Regions from separate parts of the Homo sapiens genome. Here regions 1, 3 and 4 are each linked to region 2. The links are chromatin contacts, found by Hi-C or POLR2A ChIA-PET in ENCODE. All regions are on one chromosome and are shown on one strand. Each heading gives the region's core, a stretch centred on a gene start or an enhancer-like site at or near the end of the contact. The rest is flanking DNA. Distances are from core to core; before and after follow the strand shown.

Region 1 (6,926 bases), core at 2,227-4,726, 460 kb before region 2:
AAATGCAGACTCCTGGGCCCACCCTGATGCCAGGTAACAGCTCCTTCAGGTGGGTGGGGAATGGATGGGCCACGCCTGGTGCTGGCAATACCACAGGCTTCCAGGGAGTTGCCATTGCCCTGGGCCGACTGCCAGCCCCGTCCTCCTCCCGCTCATGTTAGCAAGAGCATGTGCAGGCGGGCAGGTGGGCATGCAGAGCTGGGTCACCTCGGGCATGCTGCGCCACCTTGCCAGACTCGCTTTCTCCCTTGGTGATGTGGAAACGGCATACCTGCCTGCAAGCCTCTCCGAGGTGGAGGAGGCCAGGGACTGGCTGCTTCTGAAGGCTTTCTGTAGGTGAAAACATGGTCCATCTGACCCATGGACCTTTCAACAGCTTGGTGCTTTCACCGCATGTTCCCCCAGGTCTGAGAGACACAACTGTACTCCCCATAGTACGCGGTGGGGGTCGCTTAGACCGTGCTTAGTCCCAGCTCCTAGGACAGTGGGTGAGTAGAAGGTCCAAGCCTCCGGTGTGCCTGTTCTCTGCCCCACTGGGGTCTCATTCTTGGTCAGCGGGATGGAGCCACCTGCTTGAGGTGGCACTGTGAGGAGCACGCTGGGGTGACACCTCCATGGTCCTCACATGCCATCTTGCCTTATACCCACTTTACATATGAGGAAGCACATCCCAAGCCAGAAGGGGCAGATCTGAACTCAACACAACGCCAGCCCCAGAAGAATCCACTAGAGTCTTTGATGGGGGAGAGGGATGCACCAAGCCTCCCTGGGCACCAGAGAGGCATCCTGAGATACCCTGTGGGCTCCTCCACAGAGGCCTGGGGCCCTCGTACATATACAGTGTTTGTGTGTGCACACCCACCCACACATAGGGCTGCTCTGCTGGGGCATCTGCCAGCCCGTTCCTCCCAGCCACACCCCTCCTCTGTGTCTCTCCTGGGGACATGTCCCTCAGCTCAGGGTCAGCGTCTAGAAACTGGTCTTGGACAGCTCATGCACTCATGGTCTCCAGGAGAACTTGAAAGTAGGTGGTTGGGCCCGGTGCAGTGGCTCACGCCTGTAATCCTTTCACTTTGGGAGGCTGAGGTAGGCAGATCACAAGGTCAGGAGATCGAGACCATCCTGGCTAACATGGTGAAACCCCGTCTCTACTAAAAATACAAAAAATTAGCCAGGCGTGGTGGCGGGCGCCTGTAGTCCCAGCTACTCGAGAGCCTGAGGCAGGAGAATCGCTTGAACCTGGGAGGCGGAGCTTGCAGTGAGCCAAAATCGCGCCACTGCACTCCAGCCTGAGCAATAGAACGAGACTCCATCTCAAAAAAAAGAAAAAAAAAAGGTAGATGGAGGTGACACGGGGTACACTGTGCCTTTAAGACTTGTCCTGGGTTGGATCCAGCAGAGAACAGTTGGGTAAACAGCATTGAGCACAGTGGGGAAAACAGACACTACATACTCAAATGAGGATGACGGAGCAGACGAGGGAACTCCAGCGCTGCAGCCTGCCTGAGCCCTGACACCCACACGTCCTGCCAGCAGCCCCAGGAGCTGAGGAAACTGAGGCTGGGAGAGGGTCTCAGACGGCCAGCACAGAGCAGGTTTACAAACCCCGAGGCTGATGTCCCAACTGTCACTGGTGCTGCGACCCTCCCGGCTTCCTCTTAGAAGGTGGGAATGGGGCCAGGCGCAGTGGCTCATGCCTGTAATCCTAGCACTTTAGGAGGCTGAGGCGGGCAGATCACCTGAGGTCAGGAGGTGATCTGGCCAACATGGTGAAATTCTGTCTCTACCAAAAATACAAAAATTAGCCGGGCGTGGTGGCGCACACCTGTAGTCCCAGCTACTCAGGAGGCTGAGGCAGGAGAACGGTGTGAACCCGGGAGGTGGAGCTTGCAGTGAGCCAAGATCGCACCACTACACTCTAGCATGGGCGACAGAGCAAGACTCCATCTCAAAAAAAAAAAAAAAAAAGGATGGGAATGATGAACCACACTGCAGGAGCTCCCACATGGCACAAAGGAAAGAATACTCTCAGGACGGGGTCTCCACCTGCCAAGCCCTCCTACTTCGGGGCCTCTCTACACGCCCTTGGCCTTCCAAGGTCTCAGGGCTCCCCTGCAGCTCCCAGGGCCCTTTCTGGGTGTGACGTATTTTCTCTGTGGTCCCACACCTCCTGCCCCTCCAGGAATTGAGCCCTCGTGGGCAGGCACTATCCCCCAGAATAGGGATTTGTCCCATACTGTGAGAGAGTTTTTTGTGTGAATGGTGCTGGATTTCCAGCTGCTGGTGAACACTCAGGTGTGCCAACAGTGCCCTGATTATGCGAGGACAACAGCAACCATCCCCGTCGTGGGCCACCGTGCCAGACCCTGTCCTGCAGATCCCCTCTGAGGCAGAGCTGGGGCAGTGACAGCCTGAGCCTCAGTTTCTCTGCTGTGAAGTGGGCCCACGACAGCTCCTCCTTCATGGGATGACCCCGTTTGGAGGATCAGGGCAAGCGCAATCCTGCTGCCCTGCCCATGCCCACTCACTCCTACCTCCTGTCCCGGTGGCAGCCTGACTGGACAGAGCCTGGGGTCTGAGCTGGCCTTCCTTCCACTGCCCTTCTGGAAATAGAGTGGCCATACTGCCGCAAGCTGACTATGCTGTGGTCAGGATGAACTCCCCTGGCCTCCCAGGGTGGCCGCCACATGCTCTCGACCCCCAGGCCCCCAGATGGGCAAAGTGCTGAGGAATGAACATATGGAGAAACAGAGACCAAACAACCACTTCAATCATACAACAGGTGGGGGCCCGCCTAGCATCTGGCCAGGGCTCTGGGCACTGTGCTGCCCCCAGCCCACCCCCTGCCACAGGTGGCACAGATGGGCCCATGAGTCAGCGCACGTTCATCCCCTTTGTGCCTCCCCCAGCCCCTCCAGCAGTCTGTGCCCTCATAACCCCCATTTCCCAGGCAGGAAAACCTAAGGTCAGGGAGTGGGAAGCCCTGTGTCAGCGTGGCCCGCAATCAGGGGAACCCCGGACTCTCTGACGCTGTTACTAGGGGCGCAGCAGGCGCTGTGCTGGAGCGATCTGCGGTTCCCAGGGCGAACCCCGCCTGGGAAAAACCCAGCGTGGGCGCCAGCGGCAACGCCCGCTCGCTTTCATGCAGTTTGCCTGGTGGCCAGGGAAAGGTCGTTCTTGGCCTCATTTTGTGGATTAAAAGTGTCCGCGACGGAGGTTCAGAGCAAGACGCAGCGCAGGGTCCTCTGGGGCCATCGGCGTCGCGCCCCCTCCCTTGTGGGGCCCCGCGGGACCGTCTCAGGCCCGAGGGGTTGGGGTCGCCCCAAACTGCGCGCTCTCAGCGTACAGCCTCCAGGCCCCGGGCCCGCCCCGGGTGGAGGCGGAGTCTGGGGCAGCAGCTCGCCGCCGGGCGGGCCGGGGGCGGGCCGGGGGCGGGCGCGCAGCTGGAGCCTGCGGCTGAGGCTCGGGCGCGCTCAGGCCCGGATCCTGGCGGCCTGGGCGGCCGCACCATGGACTCGGGAACCGAGGAGTACGAGCTCAACGGCGGCCTGCCTCCGGGCACACCCGGCTCCCCGGACGCCTCGGTAAGACCTTCCCCCCACCGCTGCATGATCTTGCCAGGCCCTGTCCTTTCGGGGCGCCGCGGCTCCCCGGGCACCTGTGTGCGCCGCGTCCGCACTGCAGAGTGTTGGGGGACGTCCCGCTCTAGGCCAAGTCCTTCCCGCCCCATCAGGGTCAGAACGATGCCCCCGGGAGCTCCAGCCACCCCCGGCAAGTGGGCGGGACGAGGGGGCGTGGGGGCGCAGGGCGGGCTGGCGTCCCCAGCCCCACTAAGCAGCGCCCGCGCTTGGCTGCACGGCGGAGGGGGCCTCGGCGCAGCTCCTCGGGCTAAGGACTGCCGGCGCCCGGCTTTCCCGACCTCCCCCCCACTCTCGCGCGGGCCTCTCTAACTTCAGCCTCGCCGTGCCGGCTCCTCCGCGCACTTTGCCCGGAGGCGGGCGGAGGGGAGTCACAGCCTCCGGGCTCCAGACCAGCTGCATGCAGACAGTTACGTCACCCCACGCTGACCACACAATCTGATGCGTGCCTTGATGGGGGAACTTGGGGCCCGCTGTGGTCCCTATTCCACTCACCTGCCTTGAGAAATAGAAACGTCACACAGCCTTCAGTGTATGCCGCCACCGGCCCTCCAGAACTTGCCCTGCCCGGCCTGGGAGGGCTGTGGGCAGGGGGCAGGCCCTGGTAGTGGTCCCGCTTCAGAATTCTTCATCCCAGGACTCAGCACTTACTGAGCACCTTGTGTTTGTTGCAAGGTCCTGGCATGGCCCTCTGGTGACTTGTTTACTTTGAACATTCTTTCCTTTTCTAACCCCCTCAGGGATGGGGGCAGGGAACAGCAGCCTGTTGGGTTTTTCCAGGCCTCTCCATGGCGTGGACCAGACTGGGGCAAAGACACTCTGCCCACTCGCTGGTGAACAGTCCTAGGCCGGTGCTGTGGGGACAGGACATGTTCGGGGAGGCGGGGCCCCATGAGCCACGGGATAGGATGGCCCTGGGGCTGCATGGACACTTGTTCCTAGGTTAGAGAGGAGCTGTCGCACTGCAGGACTTGACCGGTGTGCGGGACCCCAGCGACCTGGCCCTGCCCCAGTGTGTGAGCACTTTGGAGCAATAGGCAGGGGGCTCCTCCGGCTGTGTGTCCTTGGGAAGTTGCCACACCTCGCTGGGCCTTTTAGACATGGTCTTATAAAGAGAGAACAAAGGGTCTCTCCTGCCTTCAGGGAAGTGGGGAAAGCAAGTCAGGTAATAAACAGGTCAGTGGCTTGGAAGCGCCTTGGAAAGGAAGGGATACTGCTCCTCCCCCAACCCTGACCTTGCCCGGGCAATGCCCTCCACTCAGAGCAGTCTCTGCTCACTTCTGCGGGCGGCAGGATAGGCTGTGCCTCCTGAGATGGGTGCATCTCAAGCCCAGAGGAGATTGGGTTGGATTTGTTCCCGGATCACTGTCTTGGCTCTGGGCACCAGAGGGAGAGAGACACAGCCCCGCCCCACCAAGCCGCGGTTGGAGAGCAGCCCAGCCCAGACAGGGCAGGAGAGGCCAGGGCAAAGCAGGGGGTTCCCTGGGGGCTGGGAGCCCATCGTGGGGGGCGGGGCATGGTGGTCAGGGAAGGCTTTCTGTGGAGGTGGGGACATTGGCTCTGAGCCCTGGAGGGCAGGGAAGGTGGGTGAGCAGATCTGGCTCTCTGAGATGTGTGGAAGGGCATCTAGGCAGAGGGAACAGTGGGAGCAAAGGCTCAGAGGCTGGACCACAGAGCACATGAGGGCCAGGTAGGAGGTGGGGGGATGGGAAGCCAGGCCGATGGGAGGGGCCTTGCAGGCCTGATCACGGTCTGGTGTCCAGGGAGCTGTGGAAAGGCTATGAGCCAGTGTGAGGATGAGCACATTTCCCCTTGAGGGGTAGAAAACTTCGAGGGCCGCTCTGCTCACCCAGCCTGGGGGCCCAGGACCACCCAACACACCTGTTCCTCTTCCCAACCTCAAGACCTTGCTTCTCCGTTTCTTGGGCACATCATGTCAGCACTCTGTGCCTCAGTTTCTCATCTGTGAAATGGGTGTGGTCGCGGTGCCTGCCATAGAGAGTGGTGAGGACTCAGTAGCTGATGTATATGAAGTGCTTAGAGCCAGGCCAGCACTCAGCGCCCTCATCCTTCTGCCTGCCACGGAGACCCTCTCCCACTGGTGACCCCTGGCAGTGGTTTGGAGAGGGCAGCGCTTTGCCCAGCTCCCTCAGTTTCCTTTTCTGTAAAATGGAGAGTCTCAGTTTCCTTTTCTGTAAAATGGGGCACAACTGCTCACCTCCCAGGGTGGACAAGGCTCAGGGAGGAGCCACACGTGGAACTCCAACCTGGGTGGGCTCTGTTGGGCCACGGCCGTGGGAAGCTCTCAGGTCTCCCCTACCCCGTGTGCCCTGCGCCCCTGTGGCCCTTCATGTGAGGGCCCCCATCAGTGTCCAGGGATTGAGTCAGCTCACTTGTGGCTGTCAGCAGAAGGAATAGTAAACAACAATGTTAATGTGAAAATGGCCTGAATCTGTTATCCCCAGGGTGTCTCAAGGCAGGGAGGTGGTGGGGATGGGGTTAGGACACGGCCATCTGGTGCCAGCCACACCTTCCTGCCCCTCACAGCCCGCAGGTTGAAGGTTCCTGGGGCCACATCTGGGCCGAGAGGCATGGTCCTTGGAGGTAGGTAGCTGTGCCCTGTATACCTGCCGTCTGGGCCGTGCATGGCCTCAGCTGCCCAGGAGGAGGTTTGCTCGTTTCCTCATTTCCGCTTTCCTGGCAGATCCTGAGGCCGGCAGGGTCTGGGCCAAGTTCTAAAAGGCAACCCTAACATGGTCTCAGGGCCACTCGTGGCCAGTGCTGAGTCCGCGGGAAGTGGGTCTGCCTGGCCCAGCTGTGGTGGGAACCCCGCCTTCCAGCACTTCCTGCTGTCTTGCTGGGGTTTCCTGCCAGGAACACAGACATGGAGCTGGGAGACCCTCTCAGGGCCTGCTTCCTGGGCTGGCCGGTAGGAGACGGTGCAGGGCTCCAGTGCCAGGCCCTGCCTGTCTGTGTGGCATCTGGGGAATGGGCACAGCAGCTCATGCCCACACTGGTGGGTCAGACAAGGGATGCCGGAAGCCCCAGGCAGGTCCTAGCATATGGTGGGGTAGAAGAGGGGTGCCTGATTTTCAGGTCGCCCCACCATCTGCCAATGCCTGCTGAGTCCAAGGGTTAGGGCCAGTGAGCAGGACAGGCTGCGAGCAGCCAAGGTGTAGACTGGGACCCCCCAGGCACCCAGGGCAGGCACCTCGTCCCTGTTGTCCCCCTGGGTCCTGCTCAGCACAGGAGAACCTGTGCCCCAGGCTGTCCTTTCTTTGCTGTGTG
Region 2 (7,464 bases), core at 166-2,665:
GCCCCAGCCTCCCTTTTGAGGCCTAAAATGGAGGAAAGAGATGCTCAAAGCCTTCAGCTCATTTTCCTGAGTCACTGGCCTGATTTCACTACAATTCCCAAGGCCTGGCAAGGTGCCCAGCCGTTCTCAAAGTTGGGTCTGCAGGTCCTCTCTTTGTGAACTACATAACTGCAGATGTTCTTCACAATGTGTATGTCAACCAATGCAATATATTGCAGCAGACCGAATGCCGAAGCACATGTGAGAACCTATTAGGTCAGATTTTAAAAAGATTTGCAAAAGTGTAAAACAATACCACTCCTTTATTTTGGTGGTGGGCGTGGAATGTAATGTTTACTTTTTTTTTTTTTTTTTTTTTTGAGATGGAGTCTCACTCTGTCGTCCACGCTGGAGTGCAATGGCGCGATCTTGGCTTACCGCAACCTCCGCCTCCTGGGTTCAAATGATTCTCTTGCCTCAGCCTCCGGAGTAGCTGGGATTACAGGCCTGCGCCACCATACCTGGCTCATTTTTGTATTTTTAGTAGAGACAGGGTTTCACCATGTTGGCCAGGCTGGTCTCAAACTCCTGACCTCAGGTGATACGCCCGCCTCAGCCTCCCAAAGTGCTGGGATTACAGGCGTGAGCTACCGCGCCCGGCTGTTTACTTTTAAACGAAACAACAAAAAACTTTAAAGCATTTTAACTTAGAATGTGGTAACATCGATAGCTGTAACCCACATTAGCAAAAGCTTGGGGCCCTCATTTTTATGAGTATAAAGTGGTCCTGAGACTACGAGTTTGGGAAATGCGGTAGCTCTACGAGGCGGTGCCATTCTTGCCGCCGCATCAGTGAATTTAGGAGAAGGAAGGTCGTTAGCCCTCTGCCTCACCGCCAAGCAGGAGCCTTGCGCTCCAACTGCGTCCCTCGAAGTCTTCAGGCAAAAGCGGGACTGGGGAGTCCAGTCCTGTGGCCCAGCCACATTTCCTCGCGTAGAACGTTGGACAATGTTTTCTACCTCACAGGACCATCCAAATGACTGCGTTAGGTATTCCCATGAAATGTACGATGAGTACACCCTATTCTACAGAAGCAAAAGCTGAGGCTCAGAGACGCCAAGAGGTTTGCTGGGGTCTCGCGACTAAGCGGTCCCAACACCCAGACACCCTGGCTACCCGGGGACTGCCGGTCACTACCGGGCGCCGAAAAGCCGCCGGCTCCTTCCGCCAGCTACACATCCGGCGCCGAGGCCGGAAGCTTCTCTTCCGGCTCCCAAGACCGCGTTCCGGAAATGAGTCGCTCTACCAGTACCTAAGATGGCCGCCGGCCCATCCACCGTCGCGATCGGTGTGAGGAAAGTGTCACGAACCCGGAATTGCCCGACTCCGTCATGGCAGGCGCCGGGGGCGTGGCTTCCGGCGGCCACAGCTTGCTAGTCGCCGCGGCGGGGTCGAGCGGGGGCGGCAGCTGACAGGCGCTCCTCCCCCGACCGCAGCGGCTGGTTCCCAGCGAGGCGGGCGGCCCCCAGCTCGCGTCCCCGAGTCCTAGCCCGCGAGGCGCCAGGGCTGCGCCTGGGCATGGAAGAGGGGAAGATGGACGAGAATGAATGGGGGTACCACGGAGAGGGCAATAAGAGCCTGGTGGTGGCCCACGCGCAGGTGAGCGGTGGACGTGCGGCGCAGGTCCGGTACCTCACTCCGACGGCCGGTATCACCCCGCCCCCATTATCCGTTTCCTCAACAGGGTCGGTTCCACGTCCCCCCAGTACCTTCCTCCTCCCCGGCCGGTCTCCGGAATTCCCCCACCCTCCAGCATCCCCCCCTACCGCTTGGGTTCCTCATCACCCCAGTATCCCCTCTCTACTGGGTCAGTCTCCCATTGCCCCAGATCCTTCTCCTGGCCGGTCTGTCGTCCCCTCAGTATTCCCGTTCCCCGTCAGAGTCAGTTCCACATCCCCCTCCCCGCCCCGTCGGTGCCGCGCTCAGCCTCACGCGGTGCCGCCTCCCGCCTGGATGCCCGCCGGACTGCCAGGCCGCAGTGGGGTGGAGGCTTGGTTGGGACGGAGGGCCCGGCCAGCACTGGAGGAAGAAGCAGAGTGCCCACAGTGCTGTTACTCTCAGCACCAAAAGAGTTCAGCCTCGTGAGACTACGGAATTGCTGTGCTGTTAATAGTAAGGGGATGTTGTCCACAGGTCCTCTTCTCAACCTTTTAGAATTTGAAGGCTTTCACCTGAATTCAACGAGGGTGAAAGTTTTAGAAACTGCAGTAAGATCTCGCAAAGGTGAATCCCAAGAGTGAAGCGTGTGGGTTTCTGTGAGGGCCCAGATCTCTCTGACCTTTTGCTGTCTGGTACAACCACGCAGGAATGTGGCCGGCTGGAACGGGGGAGGGGGGTGAGGGAGGCGAGGATAGGTGTCATGTAGGGAGGAGTTAGAGCATGGGTGTTAAAGGCACAGGAATCTCAGTGTCTACATTTGTGAAGTGGAACTAGTAGTAGAATTCACTTTGTGGGATTGTTGCAAAGACCAGTTACGCAGGAACCCATCAAGTTATGCTTAGCAAGTGATAATTGTCATCCCTTGGACAGATAAATAAAGTGAAAATCAGAGAGGTTAAGGGCATTGCCCGAGTCGAACAGCTTGTCAGGGATGATGTAGGCAGTGGAGTCCTGCCTTGCTTCTGTTGTTCCTATGCTGGGTGCATTGGTCAGCTGTAGTGTAAGCTGCAAACACCCAGGTAGCCCCTAGGTTGTGCCTTTGGATTTTGTTGCTCATTAGCACAGGGAACTAAAGAACAGAGACTACAAGCTTTGCTCAAGATCTTTAGGTGAATTAATAATGGACCAGGCTAACCTAAAGCTGTCCTTCTCTTGTGTAGTCCACTATTGGCAAAGTGAGGGATGTTTCTGCGTGAGTCCTTTTGTTGTTGGGTTACTGTGCTGATCCCCTGAATCCTTTCCCAAAACAAATACTAATCTTCCAATTCCTTGGTAAGATTAGATGTATCTCTGCATTTTAGGTAAACCTAAGACTTTTCTTTAGTGAGGGCTGATACATTAAATTTCAAAAGTAGTGGCAGATGAAGCAGCAAGTTTCAGGCTTGGAGCAAAAGGACACCCATGTTGAAAGAGCAGAGGCTTTGACGCAGTTGCCTCTGGCACTTGGATCTCTCTGCACGTTCCAGACAAGTATGTGTCCACCCCCTTCCCTGAGTAGGCATCTCCAGGGCAGCCTGGCCCTACCCTGTTGCACAGCTCTGATTGTAATGATTGTTTATTTTTATTTATTTATTTATTTAGAAACGGGGTCTCACTCTGTTGCCCAGGCTGGAGTGCAGTGGCGCGATCTCGGCTCACTGCAACCTCCGCCTCCCAGGTTCAAGCGATTTTCCTGCCTCAGCCTCCCGAGTAGCTGGGATCACAGGCATGCGCTACCGTGCCCAGCTAATTTTTGTATTTTTAGTAGAGATGAGGTTTCACCGTGTTGACCAGGCTGGTCTCCAACTCCTAACCTCAAGTGACACCCACCTCAGCCTCCCAAAGTGCTGGGATTACAGGCGTGAGCCACCACGCCAGGTTGATTGTTTATTTTTTCTTTCACCTTTTCAAATTTACCTACAGCCACCAGGCTGTTCTAGACCTATGCTATTCATTCTTTTTTTTTGAGACGGAGTCTTGCTCTGTCTCCCAGGCTGGACTGCAGTGGCGCAATCTTGGTTCACTGCAACCTCTGCCTCCTGGGTTCAAGCAATTCTCCTGCCTCAGCCTCCCAAGTAGCTGGAATTACAGGTGCCTGCCACCATGCCTGGCTAATTTTTTTGTATTTCACCACGTTAGCCAGACTGGTTTCAAACTCCTGACCTCAAATGACCCGCCCGCCTCAGCCTCCCAGAGTGCTGGGATTACAGGTGTGAGCCACTGTACTCAGCCTCATTTTTTATTTTAAATCTAAACTTGCTTTACTGTGCTCATTCCTGCTTGGTTGTTGTTTTTAGCTCATCATTTGAAATTGAAGATTATCACTGCACATAGTCTCATGAGAAAATGTTTCCCATCAAGTTAAGGTCAGATGGAGCCTGTGCCTGATGTGGTAACCTGAACCAAGCCTAGCCCACCAGCTCTGCCCTGTGGCCTGTTTGCTCAGGCTGTGGACCGAGGAGGAGAGAGAGCAATTCCCAGAAGGCAGCTTTTTAGGACCTGTTGAGTTCGAGCAGAGGGTGTGTGTCAGTGGGATAAGAGATGGGTGAGGTAGAATAGGAGGAGTCCGTGGTCTTGTGGATGCTGAGCATGCGCCCAGCCTCCTTCCAGCCGGGTGTGGGAGCAGGTGGACCCTGCTACTGTACTCCTTAGATCCACCTCATTCAGTCCAAGAGAGAGGGAGGCCTTTGCCAAGTTTTTCCAGGTAAGGAGAGGGTTGCTTTCTCTGAGAGGACATCAGCTTCTCTCAGAATTGAAAGGTCCCTAATGAGTCCTGTGCTGACCCCCATCCCCTCTACCATGAGAACATGATGCGCCTTCAGCCAGCCTGAGCTCGTCCTGCAGGAGCCGAGGGCCTAGGTAAGGAGATCTGCATGGTCATTGGCTGTCAGCACTAGAAGGAGCACAGTGATGTTCTTCCTGCAGTATGCAAACATGGGATGAGAGAGAGCCTTCTGTGCAGCGCAGGACTTGTAGGAAATGAGGCCTGGGGATGGAGGAACTAGGTGTGGGCTACAGGAGGGTGGGAGGTTGTGCCCAGGGTGGGCAGGAAGGTAAATAGCAGGCCAGCCATAGAGAGGCGTTTAAAGGTGTTCCTGACAGAAGGTGGTCAGCTTCCCCAAGGCCCTTCCACTCAGAGACGGCCCAGGATGATTCTCATTTTGCCTGTCAGTTTGCATTCTGCCTCTGTTTGGGATGGTTGTGCACCTGAACTTTCCCAGGCACAGGTAACCATGGTGTTCTCTGCCTCATGTGGTGTGGACCCTGTGGCATGCTTGAGAGGCTCTCGGCAGCCTGGCATGTTCCCTGGTGTGTGTCTGGAGCTCCAGACACTGACCCTGTGGGGGCTCCTTGATGAGGGAACTTCCCATCTGGGCACAGTTTCCTCGCTGCAGCCTGAAGGTGCAGTACTTGGGCCAGTGGCCACATCTCAGGTTAGTGAAGTCCACAGGTTGCCCCTTTATGCACTGCCGCAGGATTTCTCTCCTGTGTGACGCCTGCGCCTGCCTCCTTCGCCTTCAGCTTGTTGGTTTTGGCTCAGTGTCCTGTCCTATGAAGGTCACTTTAGGTTTGGTTTGTCATTCCATCTCCTAGGTGTCTTCAGATCTGGATCATGCACTTGTCTGGGGCACTGAGCCCCTTCCGGACCACCTCAGCCTTGGGGAGCAGGGGCAGAAGGTGGCCCACTCCTGTCATGACACTAAGCTGTCATGATGTTTTCCTTCTTACTGACAGAGGTGACAGGAAAGACTTTGCCATTTAGTTGGCTTACCAGCCAACTAAATTGATCACATGTGTGGACAAAGCTGCTCACTTCCAGTTGTTCCAGTTTCGTGACCTTTCTGAGAGTCTGAGAGCTTCAGATCATTTCTGCAAATTGTTTTGTTGCCTGGGGAGTTTTGGTGTCCCTTTGGTACCTGTTTAGTGCTTGGGATATTTGTCTGGGCATTGAAGGTGTGAAGCTCAAGCGGTCAGGTGCCCTTCTACTGTTTCTCTTCTCATCTTGTGTTTTAAGATTTCTGGTTCATAGATCATATATATATGTATTTTTTTTGCCATACAGCATGATTTTGTATATTTTAATAATTTAAATGATTATTTTGTAGTGGATGAATTAAGTCCTTTATATGAGGATGTGTTTACAGTTACGTAGAAAAAGCAGGTTACAAAAGAAGATGCATGATGTGGTTATAATTACAAAATGATTAGAAGAAAATAGATGAAAATGTTCTAAGTGGCTGTAACTGATAGTATCACGAATCACTTTTACTTTTTTTTGTTTTTTAAATATTTTCTGAATTTCCTACAATGGATATGTATGATACTCAGGAAAAAAGATTAATTTTTAAAAAGTTTATACTCTTTGATTTACTAATTTCTGTTCTAGTAGTCCGTTCTAAGGAGATAATTAGAAACGTAAATAAAGATCTTATACACAAAGATATCCATTACAGAATCACTTAGAACAGGTTAAGTGGAAAGCCATTGTGCAGTCCTGCAGGACTGTTAACTGGGCCATACTTCCTACTGTGGATGCTGAAAGCACATACGTTTATGTTCTCTGTTTTTTTCTGACTGTATAACATGTGCCCAAGCCCTTGGTCGCTCCCTTTTACAATTTTTAGCTGGACCTAGTTGAAATAGTCTTAGCTTTCTGTTACTGCTAGCATTTTGTTTAAACTAGTGATGTATTCTGCATTTGGGATTTTTAGTGGCGCTCTAGGCTGACGCAGCTGATGTGGCTTCTTTCCTGGTGATGTTCCTTCTTGTCTCATTTGAGCTCATTGGAGAGCTGTGCTTGTGGCTCGCTCTTTGTTTATTCCTTTCTTTGTATCTGCAGTTGCGTGATGAGGTCTGCTGTTTGGTGACTGCAGCCTGTGACAGTGCCTCTCGTGCACGGGGGTTTGTTGGTTTGGCCTTGGCTCACCTCCTACTTTTACACCTTCTGAGGTCACACAGCCACTTTTCTTCTGCCTGACTGAGCCTCCTTCTGCATCAGAATTCAGTCAGAGCAAAGCTCCCCAGTGACTTCCTGTGTCTTCTGAGAGCTGCGATCCAGGAGGGTGAGAAAAGCATCATTACTGTGTCTGCAGAGAGCAAGGCTGTGCCTAGGGCCCGGCCACTCCTGCCTTGTTGCCAAGCGGTTGGGAGATCTGAGGGCCCGGACTTGCTCACAGTTCCCTGTGGCCCTCACTGTGGGCCTCTAGGCAGCCCTGCTTCCCCTTTACAGGCAGTGAGGCTTTCCATGCCTATAGGGGTCAGCCCCATGCACGAGGTGTGCCTATCCCCACAGGCCTCCCCATGTTCTGAGAGTTGTGTGGGTGTGTGACCTCCCCCATGGCCCACACCTGTGCCTGCTTCAGTCCTGCAGAGGACACCATGAGGTCAGGACGGAGTTGCCGAGGCTTGAGGACATGCCCCATACAGGTTGGACAAGGGGCCAGCACTTACTGCGCCCTGACCCCAGGCTGTCTCCAGTCTGGCCTCCCTGCTCTTGCCTGCAGAGTACTGGGCTCCCATCCTCCACAGGCATCTTGGTGATGTCACTTTTCATCCGGTGTCAAATGTGCTTTGTATTTCTATCTGAGGCCATACATTCCCAGTGAAGCGAAGCTCACCCTTGGGAGCGCTTCCTGTTGGAGCCCAGTACCGTAAGCCCTGCTTCTTGTTCCCTCCACGGTCCTACGCATCCTGGACATCCCTTTCTGGGTTGCAGAGGTGGACTTCGGCACCTCCTGCCCCTGGTGACTGACAGACCCCGGGCAGCCTTCTCTGGCTGGGACAGAG
Region 3 (6,868 bases), core at 4,348-6,847, 430 kb before region 2:
GTAAAATAGTGCAGCCACTGTGGAAAAAAACAGTATGGCAGGTCCTCAAAAATCTAAACATAGAATTATCCTGTGATGGCCGGCACGGTGGCTCACACCTGTAATCCCAGCACTTTGGGAGGCAGAGGCAGGCAGATCATGCAGTCAGGAGATCGAGACCATCCTGACTAACATGGTGAAACACAGTCTCTACTAAAAATACAAAAATTAGCTGGGTGTGATGGCGGGTACCTGTAATCCCAGCTACTTGGGAGGCTGAGGCAGGAGAATCGCTTCAACCCGGACGGTAGAGGTTGCAGTGAGCCAAGATCATGCCACTGCACTCCAGCCTGGGCGACAGTGAGACTCCGTCTCAAAAAAAAAAAAAAGAATTACCGTGTGATCCAGAAATTCTACTTCTAGGTATGTACCCTAGAAAACAAAAAGCAGGAACTCAGTCGAGGGTGGTGGCTCACACCTGTCATCCCAGCACTTTGGGAGGCTGAGGTGGGCAGATCGCTTGGGGTCAGAAGCTCAAGACCAGCATGGCCAACATGGCGAAGCCCCGTCTCTACTAAAAATACAAAAAGCTAGCCAGGCGTGGTGGCACTCGCCTGTAGTGCCAGCTACTCAGGGGGCTGAGGCACGAGAATCACTTGAACCCAGGAGGCGGAGGTTGCACTAAGCCAAGATCACACCACTGTACTCCAGCCTGGGCAACAAAGTGAGACTCTGTCTCAAATAAATAAATAAATAAATAAATAAATGCAGGAACTCAAATGGATACTTGCACACTGGTTTTCATAGCAGCACTATTCAAAATAGCCAAAAGATGGAAATAGTGCAAATGTTCACCAAAAGACGAATGAATTATCAAAATGTGGTATATACCTATGTACAATGGAATATTACTCAGCCCTAAAAAGGAAGGAAATTATGATACGTGGATGTTACAACATGGACGAACCTTGAAAACATTATGCTAAGTGCAATAAACAAGGCACAAACGGACAAATATTATATGATTCCAATTATATGAAGTACTTAGAGGGGTCAAATTCATAGAGACAGAAAATAGAATACAGATTACCAGGAGGTGTGGGCAGAAGGAGAAAGGGGAGTTATTGTTTAACGGGTACAAAATTTCTGTTTGGGATGATAAAGAAGTTCTGGAAATGGCCAGTGGTGATGACTACACAACACTGTGAGTGTATTTAGTATCACTGAAGTGTACACTGAAAAAATGGGTAAGAAGGTAAATGTTATGTTTCCATATATTTTCTCACAAAAAATGTAAATGGATAAATAAACTCTGGTTTATCCATACAACGAATATTATTCAGTGCTAAAAAGAAATGAAGGCTGGGCGCGGTGGCTCACGCCTGTCATCCCAGCACTTTGGGAGGCCAAGGCAGGTGAATCGTTTAACCTGGGAGGCGGAGGTTGCAGTGAGCCGAGAGTGCGCCACTGCACTCCAGCCCAGGCAACAGTGAGACTCTGTCTCAAAGAAAAAACCAAAAACAAAAACAAAAACAGTGTCATCATGTTGAACACAGTGGGGCCCCCTCTTGGGTTCACTCCTTGAGGCACAGACTCAACAGACTGTTTTACTTTGTCATGTCTCTTTCCAGTTGCCACTTCCTCCTGGCTGGTCTTTCTGTACCCCAGAATGTGGACCCACCCCAAAAGCAGCCATGCTCCGTGGGGCCCTGTGCAGACCCTACAGACTGAGGCCCAGGTGAGAACAGCCCGTCTCAGTACGCTCGCCCTGTGCGGGGCTGGGGACCACGGTGATGGGCAGATCCATCCTCCAGGGGCTCACAGTGTAGGGGTGCGGGCTGGCATTCACCAAGCAAACCCACAAACGTATCCTTAACCCCAGAGATACCTGCCCTCCAGAGAACAATAGGGGGGCCATCCTGGTTCACAGGGCCCCTGATGATGCCCACATTGAGGCCATCAGCCACTCCATCATCTGGCTGAAGCCACTCACCGTGGGCCGCGCAGGGAGGCAGATGGCTGGGGGCTGGAAAGGCTGGCTCAGCCCTCACCTGCACTGAGTCCCACAGCAGCCTATGCGGACTTGCCAGCAGCCCCATCATGGTGAGGAAGCTGAGCACAGGGACGTCAAGTGACCTGCCAAGGCCACATGGACAGGCCCAGCTGGGCAGTCTGGGTCCAGCGCCTGCAGCCCTCTCGTTAAAGAACTAAGATGAATTAGCCAAAATTCACAGAGCAATCCCATATGTCTGGCACTCTGTGAGCCCTACGTCACCTACAACCTTCATCCTTCCAACAGCTTTGCAACATAAGGACAACCACCAGCCCCATTTTCAGGTAGGGAAACTAAGGCACAGTGAGAAGATAAGGTACCTGCCCAAGACTGCAACCAGATATGAAGTGACAGATCAAGATCCAGGCCCAGGCACAGCCATGTTGAGGACCACCTCTTGATATTCAGACGTTCTGCCTCTCTAATTAACATGGAAATTCACTGTAATCAGCTACAGCAGTCTACTCCCTGCCAGTCCAAAAGCACGCCCAAGGCTGTCCTCTCCAGCATTGCCCACTTGGCTGAGCACCCAGTAGGTGCTCACTAAAGAGTTCTGCAGGCCGGACGCGGTGGCTCACGCCTATAATCCCAGCACTTTGGGAGGCCGAGGCAGATGGATCATGAGGTCAGGAGTTCAAGACCAGCCTGGGCAACATGGTGAAACCCCATCTCTACTAAAAATACAAAAAAAATTAGCTGGTCATGCTGGCACACGCCTGTATTCCCAGCTACTCAGAAGGCTGAGCCAGCTACTCAGGAGGCTAAGGCAGAAGAATTCCTTGAACCCAGGAGGCAGAGGTTGCAGTGAGCCAAGATTGCACCACTGCACTCCAGCTTGGGTGACAGAATGAGACTCTGTCTCAAAAAAAAAAAAAAAAAAAGAGTTCTGCAATGTATGGTCCAAGACCCAGGGGCAAGGGCTGTAGGTGGACCGTGGCCAGCATCCTGTAGTGGCTTCCTCCTGCCCTGCAAGCCGCTAACCAGGCAGAGCCTCCGCTGCTGCAGAGCCATGAGTCACCATGAGCCGTGAGTCAGCTGGCACAGGCCGCACGGTCCGGAGGCTGAAGCCAGGCTCTGCGGCTTGGGGGTCCTGTGCTTCCTGTGGTTGCGAGTTGTGCACACAAACAGGCAGCACTTGGAAGCCAGAAAAGGCACAAGAAGGGAAACCATCTCAGTGCCAGCTCCCGATAAACAAGTCCCTGAACTGTTTTTACAGGACAAAGGAAGATGGCTCGCTCTGGCACAGACCTGGCAAGCCTTCACCACGCCCTACATCCCCTTCCTTCTTGCCAGGCTGGCACCAGGACTATGGACCCCCATTCAAACACCCCAATATGAACCTTCTTATCAGCCCAGACTGATGCCCTCAGCCTGGCATTCAAGGCCCCGTGGGAGCTGGCCCCACCCACTCTCACCGGGCCCTCTAGGCCCACAAGACATCTCAGCCCAGGCTGAGAATACCTGTTCCTTGGTTTCCACCTGGTTAATTCATGTTCACCTTGCTGTTCTACGTGCAAAAGGCCTTCCTGAGTTCCTGTCATCCCCAACCAACTGGAGTCCAGACACTTGGGCATCAACCTCCTCTCCCGAATTTCTTCCAGGAAACCCCTTCTCTCAGTGCTCAGCCCAACTAAAACTGCTCACTCCCCGGCACAGCCCAGGGGGTAACTTGTCAAGCACCTGCCCCACGCAGACACCTCCTCAGCGTTCTGCAGGCACTGGCTCACATGCGCTGCTCACAGCGAGGGCTGGCGCAAGGCAGGACCCCAGTTGGTGCATGGAGGCAGTGAGCCTGGGACTATGGGTCTGCAGCCTCGCAGGGCTGTCCATATGACCCTCCCAGAGCTGTGCTCCATGGGCCTTGGTTCCCCATCCCAAAAACTAAGGGTTGTGAGGGAATGTCTCCAGGCCCAGTGAGTAGACATAGCAGGTAGGAAGCATACACTGGACAAGGTGAGGCCTATAGTCAGAGCCTTCAGGGACCCCTGCCTGATGTGGTTTCCCAGCTCCAGGGTCCCCTTATGCAAGGAAGCTTCCCTGACAGGCAGAAAGGGACAAAGTCCCTTTGTGCAGGAAGGCTCCTTAATGGACAGCAAGGCCTCAGGCTCTGCCAACACCCAGTCCCTGGGACAGGGCTCCCTGGAGACCAACACAGCTCTGAGTTGTGTCCCACGCATTCTGATGAACTCACTAAGGGAATTACGGAATCCCAGCCTGGGCAGGGCACAATTTAAGACTTTGTTTCCCCATCTGTACACAGACGAGATATTCCAGGTGTCCCCATCTGATCATTTTCAAACAGGAATCACCCAACACAGGGTCCAATGCACAGTAAGTGCTCAGAAATGAGAGCCACAAATAAGAAGAGTTAGAAGGGAGGACAAAGGGGAGCAGGTGGCAGCTGGGGTCTCTTGTGGCCTAGGCTGGAAGTCTCTTCTGGCCTGGTGTCCTGGAAGTCATCAGTTTCCAGCCCATGAGATCCTATTTGTGGGCAGGACCTAGGCTGAGACTCAAGAGAGCGAGCACCGAGAGAGGACTAGGGACTTCTGGGGCTACCCTGAGCCCCTGAGCCAATTCTGCTCCATGAAACAGAACAGTAAGAATGAAGTGTAGCTTCTGGGAACCCCCATACTCCCTGGCCGGGCTGCCATGGGGTCCCTTACCAGCCCATCACCCTCATGGGGCTTCTCCAACAGGGGAAGGTCCACAGGGCAGAGTCACCCTGTTTGGGATCAGGAGGATGGTGGGCAGGTCCCCAGACCAGAGAGGCCCTGGGGAGGAAGGCTGGGCTGGGGCCACTAGCGTGGAGCACAACAACCTTGGGGGGTCCAGTCGCTGTCCCCGATTCTCTTAGAACTAAACAGGGGCAAGAGCGTCGTGGACCACCGAAGGAGTCTGGGAGACTCCAAGAGTCCCACAGGAATCACATGCCGCCGAGGAACGCATCGCCTGTCCCGCGACCTCGCTGGGGTGGTTGTAAGGATGGAGCGTTGTTTCCGTGGCCAGAATCACAGCAGGACCGCTGTGAATTCTCTCCGGTGTCATTTCTACCACCTCCTACTCTTTCAGACCAAATTCCCCACCACGGGACACACACACATTGGCAGTGGCTGAGCCCAGACCGCGGCTGTGCAGCCCCACCCTGGAGCTGCCTTGTAGCCCCCGCCCTCTTCGGGCCCCGCACCTGGCCACCACCCATCATGCCCGGCACCGCCTCGGCTGGCACGGCCCCGCCGGGTAGAAGCCCCGGGACACCCACCACTTCGCGGGGGTGCACTCGCGCACCACCGACAGCTGACGGGCCAAGGTCACTCGGCCCCCGCTGCCCAGGCGCGGCCTGCAGGCGACTCGCAAGGCAGCCGGACCCCCGGGCCGGGCCACCCATCCAGGGCGCCCGCATCCCTGCCGCCCAGCCGACCCCGTGCCCACCTGTCATGGCGACGGACACAGCGCCGCCCGCAGTCCCCAGCGGTCTGCCCCGCCGCGCGTCCGCCCCTCGGTCAGCCGCCCGGTCCACCAGCTCCAGCGAACGCCGCCCGCGGGCCGTGCTCGCCCGCCCCTTTTGGCTAGGCCAGCCCCCCGGCTTTGGCTGTGTAGCCTCGGGGACTCTAAACCCCGCCCTTTGACGAGCCCCGCCCCCTACCGTTAGGCCCCGCCCCTTCCGCGCCCGCTACGGCTCCCCCAGGGCTCTAAACTCCGCCCCTCTCACTCGAGTCCCGCCCCCTTGCCGTCCTGGGATAGGCCGCTGCGAGGATCCTGGAGCCTTGCCCCTCACTCGAGCCCCGCCCCCTCCGGCGTCGGCTTCCGCCTCTCCCGGAGTTCTGAGCCCCGCCCTGCACCTGAACCCCGCCCCCTCCGACGACGGCTTCCGAGCCTCAAGGAACCCCCCACCGGGCCCCGCCCCTTACTCGAGCCCCGCCCCCCTCCGTCGTCGGCCTCCGCGCCTCCAGGGGCCCTGAGCCCCGCCCCTTCCTGCTCTGCCATGCGACTGCGGGCGTGGGCGGGCGACTGCGGGCGTGGGCGGGCGCCACCGGACTCCCGCCCCTCCCAGCGTCAGTTAAGACGCCGCGAGGGGCCCAGAGTCCCTCCCCTCGCTGGGCCCCGGTCCCGCCGGCGTCTATAACGCCGTCGCAGCGGCCTTTAACCCCGCCTCTCACTCGAGCCCTGCCCGCGTCCAAGTCCCGCCCTCAAGGCGGCCTCAGCTACGACCGCCGCGCGCCTCCCTGGAGGCGCCCGCTCCTGCCCGGAGCCCTGCCCGTCTTGGGCCCGCCCTTCCGGGCCCTGCCGCGTTGAGTGGCGGAGTCGGGATCCAGGTGGCCCGCCGGCCGGCTCAGTCCACCTCCCCGCTCCCGGCCTCGCGCCCCACCCCTTGGATGAGAAAACTGAAACTGAGAGGGGACGTGACTGATCCAACGTCATACAGAAAGTCAGGCCCTGGGGAGTACAGGGCCAGGCCTGGGGCAAAAGGCCGGTGGGCGTCCAGTACGCCACAGGGACCAGCCAAAGGAGGCAGTGCCCAGTGATGCTTTCCCAAATCCAGGGGAGAAGGACTCAACGGTGTGACCTCGCTCGGCGGGGTGGGGGGGGGACACCTTCTTGGGGGACCCCAGTCCCCCACCTTCAAAAGAAGACACTAGCTTGACAGTGTGACCCGAACTAGAGAGGTCACTTAACCTGCCTGAGCCTCAGTTTCCTGGACTGTAAAATGAGTGACCTTGGGCCAACTCCACTTCCCTCCCGCTTTCCTTCCTGCTTTCCCTCTCGTAGGCCTGGCATTTCCAGCTCCGGAGCCCGCCACAAGAAGCTCCTAGCCCCACATGATGTGAATGCACTGGG
Region 4 (6,798 bases), core at 2,500-4,999, 390 kb before region 2:
AGCCCATGGTTGTGGCTGCCCTTGGTCTGCCAGCCTAGTGCTGGGGCATTTCTTACCTGGCACCCTTTAGATCCCTTTGCATGTAAATCTTAAAGAAGAGGGAAAAACAACAGAAAACGGATTTGATGCAAACAAGATACAAAATAAAAACACACGAGGCCCTGCCTGGCCCTCCCACGGCTCAGGGGCAGGTGGAGAGGACCAATGGGTACCTCAGGGCCACACCTGTGTGATGCCTGAGCGGCCCTCAGCCCACATGCCGCGCCTGCGCCTCTGCCTGGCCACCTGCTGCAGCTGCGCTTCCTCCCTCCCTGGCCTTATGTACGGAGGGGGCCAAGCCTGACCGGGTGGATTCTCATCCTCCCAGCCTGTGAGGCCAGCCGGGCGTCTGAGAACAATCCGTACTTGTTAATCTTTTATCTGGAACCTTGGACCTCAGGTCGGCCCCTCCATCCTCCCTCCTGGGATTCGCCACACAGCCCCTATAACCTGACCTCGCCTGCTGTGGGATTAAGTAACTATGTTCCCTTTTATGCTGGCTGAGGCTGTGGGAGAGAGTGACAGAGGCAGGCTGCTGAACCCAGTCTCACCTAGACTCGATCCCCACCTGCCAGTGAGTCCCTGTGTGACCTCAATCTGGGTCTCAGTTCCCCCAAATGTGAAACAGGAACCTTCAGGAGGAATTTCTCAGAGTTTAAAGGGGGTGACTTTTGCACACAGAGGTGCTTTGAGAACAGGACCCCCAAGACCCTGGCAGTGGGGACAGGCCTGGCCCCAACACTACATGTGGGTGTCCCACAGCCCTGGCTGTGTGTCTTCAGGTAAGTCACTTGCCCTCTCTGAGCCCATCTCCACATGGAGGGTGAGCACAGGCTTCAGAGCCACTTCTGCCTTCCATCTCCAGGCTGAGCAGCAGGGTGGCCTCAGGATGTGGAAAGCACACAATCCTCCATAAAAGAGCTGGGCTAATTCCAAATGAGGAACATGTACTCCCACATCCCTGGTGGAAAACCGAGGGTCCGGGAACCTATGCCTTCTACCAGCAGCTCTTTCGATGCCAATGGGTGGCAGGAGGCCATAGCCAGGCATCACAGGGTGTGTCTGCCTTGCTTTGATTTACACATGCATTCACGGGGTCTCAGTTTCTCCTCTGTAAAATGGACACAGTCCAGTTCTGGGGCAGGAGTTCAGGGGTGAAGCCAAGAAGGCACCAGCAGAGCATGCCTCCTGCTACCCCCTCTCCAGGCCCTTCCTCCAAGGCCCTTCCACGGATGCCAGGGGGGTTACCTACAGCCACTGGAACCCTGCTTTCCTGGACAATCTCCCAGATCAGGGAGTGCTGGGGCTGACCTGGGAGCAGGGCCAGGGGCCAGTCATACAACAAACATGATAAACTCCTACTCTGAGCTAGTCTCCCCCGCGCCCTGCCCTTCTCCCAGGGCGCTCATGGGAGATGAGGGAAGACCACTTCCTGCCTCTCAGGAAGATCAGTCTGTCCACACTACTGTGCTCTTCATATCTACTCTAGGAAAACCAGTGGTAATGGCCCCATTTTAAAGATGGTGGGAAAAACACACATCCCCGTGCTATGTTTTTGGTTTTTGTTTTGTTTTGAGACAGAATCTCGCTCTGTTGCCCAGGGTGGAGTGCAGTGAGGTGATCACAGCTCACTGTAGCCTCGAACTCTGGACGAAAGCAATCCTTCCACCTTTCAGCCTCCCGAATAGCTGGGACTACAGGCGCATGCCACCATGCTCAGCTAATTTTTTTTTTGCATTTTTTGTAGATACGGGGTCTTGCTATGTTACCCAGGTTGGTTTCGAGCTCCTGGACTCAAGCAATCCGCCCACCTCAGCCTCCCAAAGTGTGGGATTAGAGGCATGAGCCACCACTCCTGGTCAGTGGTGTTTTAGTGTCAAATCCTCTCCAAAGGCTCCCAACCCCCCAGCCTCTAACTTCACAGCACATTTCACAGAGCAAGAAACTGAGGTCACATGGCAGGGGAGTGATGGAGTCCAGATGATGGCATCATCCCTGCACCAGAACAAGTACCCTCCCTGGGCTCCACTGGGCCTGTCCACAAGCTTGGGGGCAGGTATACAGTGGGGAAACTGGGGCACATGGGGAAACTGAGGCACAGAGGTACAGCGACTCACCCCAGGTCACAGGGGGGATCCTAACCCAAAACTCCAACAAGGGGGCCAGTGCCTGGGAAGTGGTCATGGTGGTCAGAGGCAGAGCCAGGGCCAGGCAGGATGAACAAGAGCACAGGGTGCCAGACTAAGCTCCATTCCCAGCACAAATTCCAAGGCAAACAGCCTTTTGTATGCAAATATGCCAGAGCCTCCAGATACTCCCTGGCCTTGGGCTGACCTTGGGCAAGTCAAGGCTATCCAAAGGGCACTGGCACCCACGCCCCCAGGCTGTTGTGCCAGTAGAAGGGGCTCCTCAGGTAGTACCAGGCCCTGGGCAGGCCTTGCTCAAACACAGGAGCAAAAGTGCTCATCACCCCAACACCAAATTAGGGACTCTGGACATTAGGCTGCCAGAGTCAAACTAAATAAACCAAATCCACCAGCGCCAGGAACAAGTCTCAGCGCCCACTTTGCTGAGCTGCGGACCTCTGCTCGGTGAATTAGCTCCCTGAGCCGCAGTTTCCCCAACTGTGAGAGGAAGCCATTCTCCTGCCACCTTCCTGCCAGTTCCCTGGGGCTGCAGGCTGACAGTGTGACCTGGTCCAGCCCACCCCACTCCGGGCCTCAGCTTCCTCCTGCGCAGAGCCTTAGCCCCGCAACGCCTGAGACGCCCAGAACCCTCAGGCCTAACGTTCGTGGGCAGTGGCCGCGGAAGTAAGCTTTTGGGATATCTGAGACCCAGAGTTCCGGTTTGGTTCCGTTTCTAAAAGGGTTAGACTTTAGAATCATTCAAGGAGCAAGGCCAGCATTCGAACCCCGGAGCCTTGGGCACGGGAGCAGACAACTCTTTAAGCACATTCTTGAATTCAAACACTTAAAAGTAAAATAAAAAGCAGCTTCTCTTCCTTCCAAAGGCCTCTGAGCCTCCTCCGAGACAGCCGAGGCGATCCCAAGCCTGGCTACAGGGTGACCTCGGACAGCCACTCCCCTCTCGCAGGCTCAGTTTCTCCATCTGTAAAGTGGAGCTGCGCTGGTCACCAAGGAATCGTGAAGATGACACCTCCCTCAGGCGCAGAGAGGGCTCCCGGCTCCCCCCTCCCGCCCCCGCGCCACCCGCCCGCCAGGTGAGGCCGGTTTCGACTTCCCCGGGAGGGGCGCGGAGGGGCCCGGAGCCTGCGGCGTGGAGAGGCTTGGCCGGCCGCGCTGTCCGCAGACGCCCGGGACCAAGGCGCTGCGGCCACTCGGGAACGGGCGCGCGGGCTGCTGCGTGCAGCCGCCTGGTTTCGAACTGCTCGCTGCCAGGCTTCGGCTCCGCTAGGGCGCCTGCTGGGCCGGCGGAGGGTCGAGGAGGTTCGTCCTCGGGGCAGATCGTTGCTGTGGCCCCCACCCACGGCTGTGCGGCCCCGCGACCCCCTCCCCTCGGCTTTCCCGTCTGTGAAATGGGCGCAGAGCCCCGCACGCGGCCACTCGGCCCCAGCCCTCACCTGTGCGGTTCCCTGGGGCAGGCGTGGTGACCCCGGCCCGCCCCCGGGGCCTCGCCTTGCCACGGAGGGTGGCGGCCGCCCAGCGCATCCTGCGCGCTCCGAGGCGCTTGGCGGGGTCTGCCAGGGGAGTGAGCCCGGCTTGTGGGGGCGGGGCCTGGGCCTGGGCCTGGGTGAGGGGCGGGGAGGCCCCGCCCTCCACGCCCGCCCAGGGGCGGTTCCATGCAACTTACAGACCACGCCCACACGTTGGACTGGGGCCGAGGTCCGGCCGGGGGCTGTGGGCGGGGGCCCTTGGGGAGACCAAATACCCAGCGGGCCAAGGCAGCCGGCTGAGCGGAAAGTGTTGCTACTCCGGGGCGTTGCACGCGTGGCTACCTCTGCCCAACACCCTTCCCCCATCCCTTCCTGTTCTCACCTTCACTCCTAGTGTGGTTTTTCCATGTGCTTCTGTGTTTTTATTTTTTGAGCAGGATTTTGCCTTCTCAGGGTGCCGGATTCGGCCGGTACCAAAGGGCAAACAGCAAAACGCCTCCCCGGCCCGCCCCTCCCGTAACCCACTCACCCCCAGAGTCCTGTGTGGACCCAGCCTTCTTTCCCTGTCTCTCACTGGGCCAGGCCGTCTGAGGCACACTGAGGTCTGGGTGCCCTTGTTGTCTTCGGTTCTCACTGAGGGGCCCCCGGCTGGGGGAAACAGGATGGAAAGCCCTGGGGTCTGTCTGCAGGGCCCACCACACCTGGAGGCCTCCCTTCTCCTGGCTTCCCCTTCCCACCCAGCTCCACTTGCAGCAGGCCCAGAGCTGTGATCCGGGCTCTTTCTCTCCCTCTGACCCCACCCAACCCAGGCTTAGCCCCCTGCCCAGGCAGCCACCAAAGGGTTGGGTGTGGTGTCAGGCCTCAGACATCCTGGATCTTGGGCTGCTTGTGGGAGACCACCTGAGCCATGCCTATTCCTGTGGAGCTGGCAAAGGCAATCCTGGCAGAGGGAACAGCAGGTGCAAAGGCCCTGGTTTGGCAATGTGTGGCAGCAGAAGCCCAGTGCGGCTGGCTTAGGCATGCCTCCAGGAGCGCAGAAGGTGGCCCAGGTGGGCCAGGCTGGCTCTAGAGTGCCTGGCAGGTGACCGTGAAGAGTGTGGATGTTCAGGTGGACCATGAAGCAGGGTTCCAGCAGGGCAGCCCCTCCCCGTCTCTGCTTTCCGAGCCCTCCAAAGCTGAGGTTCAGTGTGAAACGTGAGGGGCCCTCCCCCTTTCGCCATCAGGGTTGGCGTCACCCCTGATATGTTCTTCCCACTTGGACTTGTGGGTCACACACGATGGCTTACTTCAATCTCCTTTATTCAAAATCAAGCATGTGTATTCTTTCTGCCATGTCGGGAAGGGCAGGGCCATCAGCAGTGCCCACTCCAGACCACACTCTGGGACCCCAGAATGTCTTGCCAAGTGGCCCCTAGCCCACCTCTCAGGCCTGTGTGGTCCCTTCCCTGGTTTTGCCCACCATGCACCACCAGGCAGAAGGCCACTGCCTGTAGGTGCATGGACAGGGCTGGGAGGGAGGTCTGGGGCAGCCCTCCAATAGCTGGGTGGAGCTAGGTGGGGATGGAAAACACCAGGCTGCCTGCAGCTCCCTAAGCCACCACGCTGTGACCCAGGCCTTCAGGAGCCTTCAAATGCTAAACACCTGGCCATTTAGGAAGTGTGTTTCCTAGAGCTGTGTAACATAGTACCCCAGACTGGGTGCCTGAGAACAACAGAAATTTATTGTCTTATGGTTCAGGAGGCCAGAAGTCTGAGATCAGGGTGTCGGCAGGCCTGCAGTCCCTCCAAAAACTCCAGGAGAACAGCCTTCCTTGTATCATCCAGCTTCTGGCAGTTCCTTGGCCGGTGGCAACTTAACTCCTGTCTACACATGGTGCTCTCCCTGTGTCTCTCTGTGTTCAAATCTCTCTTCTAAGGACACCAGTCATATTAGATTAGAGCCCACCGTAATGTCCTCATCTTAACTTAAGACCCTATAAAGAGTCTGTAAAGACCGGCCAGGCTCAGTGGCTCACGCCTGTAATCCCAGCACATTGGGAGGCAGAGGCAGGTGGATCATAAGGTCAGGAGTTTGCGACCAGCCTGGCCAACATGGTGAAACCCTGTCTCTACTAAAAATACAAAAATTAGCTGGGCATGGTGGCGCGTGCCTGTAGTCCCAGTTACTTGGGAAGCTGAGGCAGGAGAATCACTTGAACCCGGGAGGCGGAGGTTGTGGTGAGCTGAGATTGTGCCACTGCACTCCAGCCTGGGCAACAGAGCAAGACACCATCTCAAGAAAAAAAAAAAAAAAAAGAAGAGTCTGTAAAGACCTTGTCTCCAAATAAGGTCATATTTGGAGGTACTGAGGGTTAGGACTTAAACATATAGATTTTGGGGGACACAGTTCAGCCCCTGACAGGTGGGATCAAGGAGGAAAGAGCATGTTTTTCTGAGCAGTCTGTCGCTTGGTTGGGTTGTGGACATTCAGGCTTGTGGCGCTGGGCCTCCATTTGTACTGTTAGGGGACCTGGAGGTGGCCTAAGGACCTCTGTCATGTCGTTTCCACAGGGAACTGTATGCCTTGCTGTGGCTCAGAACACCCATTTGCTGCCAAAAGGCCATCTTCAGGAGCTATGGGAGGGATCTGAGGCTGGTTCTGGAGGTGGGCCTGTCACCTATTTGAACACTGATCAGGGCCATCTTGTCCACCTTTTCCCAGGCCCTTGGAATGGTTTGCTCCTAGAAAGCCCAGCTATTCTAGCCATGCACGTGGGCGAAACTGAGGCATGTGAAAAGAACGGCACTGGCCCACTAGGGACAACCGCCTGGGGTGCCCCCTTCCATGGTGAGAACCATGGCTCTCTGACAGGCTTCCCTGATCCCTGGGGCAGGGGTGGGCACCCTTGCACTGAGTCTTCGTGTTCTCATCTGAGGGGTGGACATTGTCCTGCCACCCTCTCAAGGCAAGTGAGAGACTGTGATGTGCTCAGGATGGAGTGGTGGCCTCTAAGCTGGACTGTGAAGGCCCGTCAGCTTTTGAGCTTGGCCCACCCGCTCAGCTGTCCTAGTTGCCTGGTTTCCCAGACTCTCCAAGTCTAGGCACAAACTGGGAGCAGTGCTTAGGCTCTGCCTGCTTGGGTGTGTCTCCTTGCCTTCCTCACCCT

What was found. Hi-C counts contacts between places; a loop is a spot of excess contacts on that map. ChIA-PET counts read pairs that join two places held with the same protein, here RNA polymerase II (POLR2A). Pooled maps may share reads with other maps.
Region 1: a pooled map shows a loop between it and region 2 (8-fold over the local background). The contact joins the promoter of NINJ1 here to the promoter of IPPK in region 2. A Hi-C loop is called at or near these places in 1 of 168 maps with a recorded cell type or tissue (ascending aorta) and 10 of 50 pooled maps. POLR2A ChIA-PET finds 5 or more read pairs at or near these places in 1 of 52 experiments (GM10248).
Region 3: a loop to region 2 is called in a map of CD8-positive, alpha-beta T cell, with 5 times the contacts of the local background. The contact joins the promoter of CARD19 here to the promoter of IPPK in region 2. A Hi-C loop is called at or near these places in 5 of 168 maps with a recorded cell type or tissue (CD4-positive, alpha-beta memory T cell, CD8-positive, alpha-beta T cell, dorsolateral prefrontal cortex and 2 more), 5 of 37 single-sample maps with no recorded cell type and 20 of 50 pooled maps. POLR2A ChIA-PET finds 5 or more read pairs at or near these places in 2 of 52 experiments (CD8-positive, alpha-beta memory T cell and activated B cell).
Region 4: a loop to region 2 is called in a map with no recorded cell type, with 18 times the contacts of the local background. The contact joins the promoter of SUSD3 here to the promoter of IPPK in region 2. A Hi-C loop is called at or near these places in 3 of 37 single-sample maps with no recorded cell type and 8 of 50 pooled maps. POLR2A ChIA-PET finds 5 or more read pairs at or near these places in 2 of 52 experiments (HepG2 and OCI-LY7).

Annotation. Positions count from the first base shown.
Region 1 is chr9:93,130,801-93,137,726 of GRCh38, reverse strand. It overlaps NINJ1 (ninjurin 1), which reads left to right and starts at 3,476. Exons shown (of 4, transcript NM_004148.4): 1 at 3,476-3,584. The coding sequence starts at 3,510. It overlaps LOC124902212 (a long non-coding RNA gene), which reads right to left and starts at 4,715. Exons shown (of 3, transcript XR_007061665.1): 1 at 4,134-4,715. RefSeq lists enhancers at 2,166-2,762, 4,222-4,271, 5,753-6,350, 6,351-6,926 and silencers at 2,732-2,781, 3,282-3,511, 3,682-3,931.
Region 2 is chr9:92,664,082-92,671,545 of GRCh38, reverse strand. IPPK (inositol-pentakisphosphate 2-kinase) reads left to right here and starts at 1,415. Exons shown (of 13, transcript NM_022755.6): 1 at 1,415-1,638. The coding sequence starts at 1,558. It overlaps LOC107987095 (a long non-coding RNA gene), which reads right to left and starts at 1,184. Exons shown (of 2, transcript XR_001746837.2): 1 at 873-1,184. RefSeq lists enhancers at 1-139, 894-943, 954-1,403, 2,144-2,313 and a silencer at 1,444-1,623.
Region 3 is chr9:93,094,946-93,101,813 of GRCh38, reverse strand. It overlaps CARD19 (caspase recruitment domain family member 19), which reads right to left and starts at 5,597. Exons shown (of 6, transcript NM_032310.5): 1 at 5,462-5,597. The coding sequence starts at 5,468. It overlaps LOC101927993 (a long non-coding RNA gene), which reads left to right and starts at 6,304. Exons shown (of 4, transcript NR_188444.1): 1 at 6,304-6,446; 2 at 6,800-6,868. RefSeq lists enhancers at 3,297-3,366, 6,560-6,609 and silencers at 5,240-5,349, 5,370-6,119, 6,140-6,449.
Region 4 is chr9:93,055,652-93,062,449 of GRCh38, reverse strand. SUSD3 (sushi domain containing 3) reads right to left here and starts at 3,749. Exons shown (of 5, transcript NM_145006.4): 1 at 3,620-3,749. The coding sequence starts at 3,707. RefSeq lists enhancers at 1-184, 1,575-1,624, 1,693-2,673, 2,674-3,654 and silencers at 3,165-3,574, 3,585-4,034.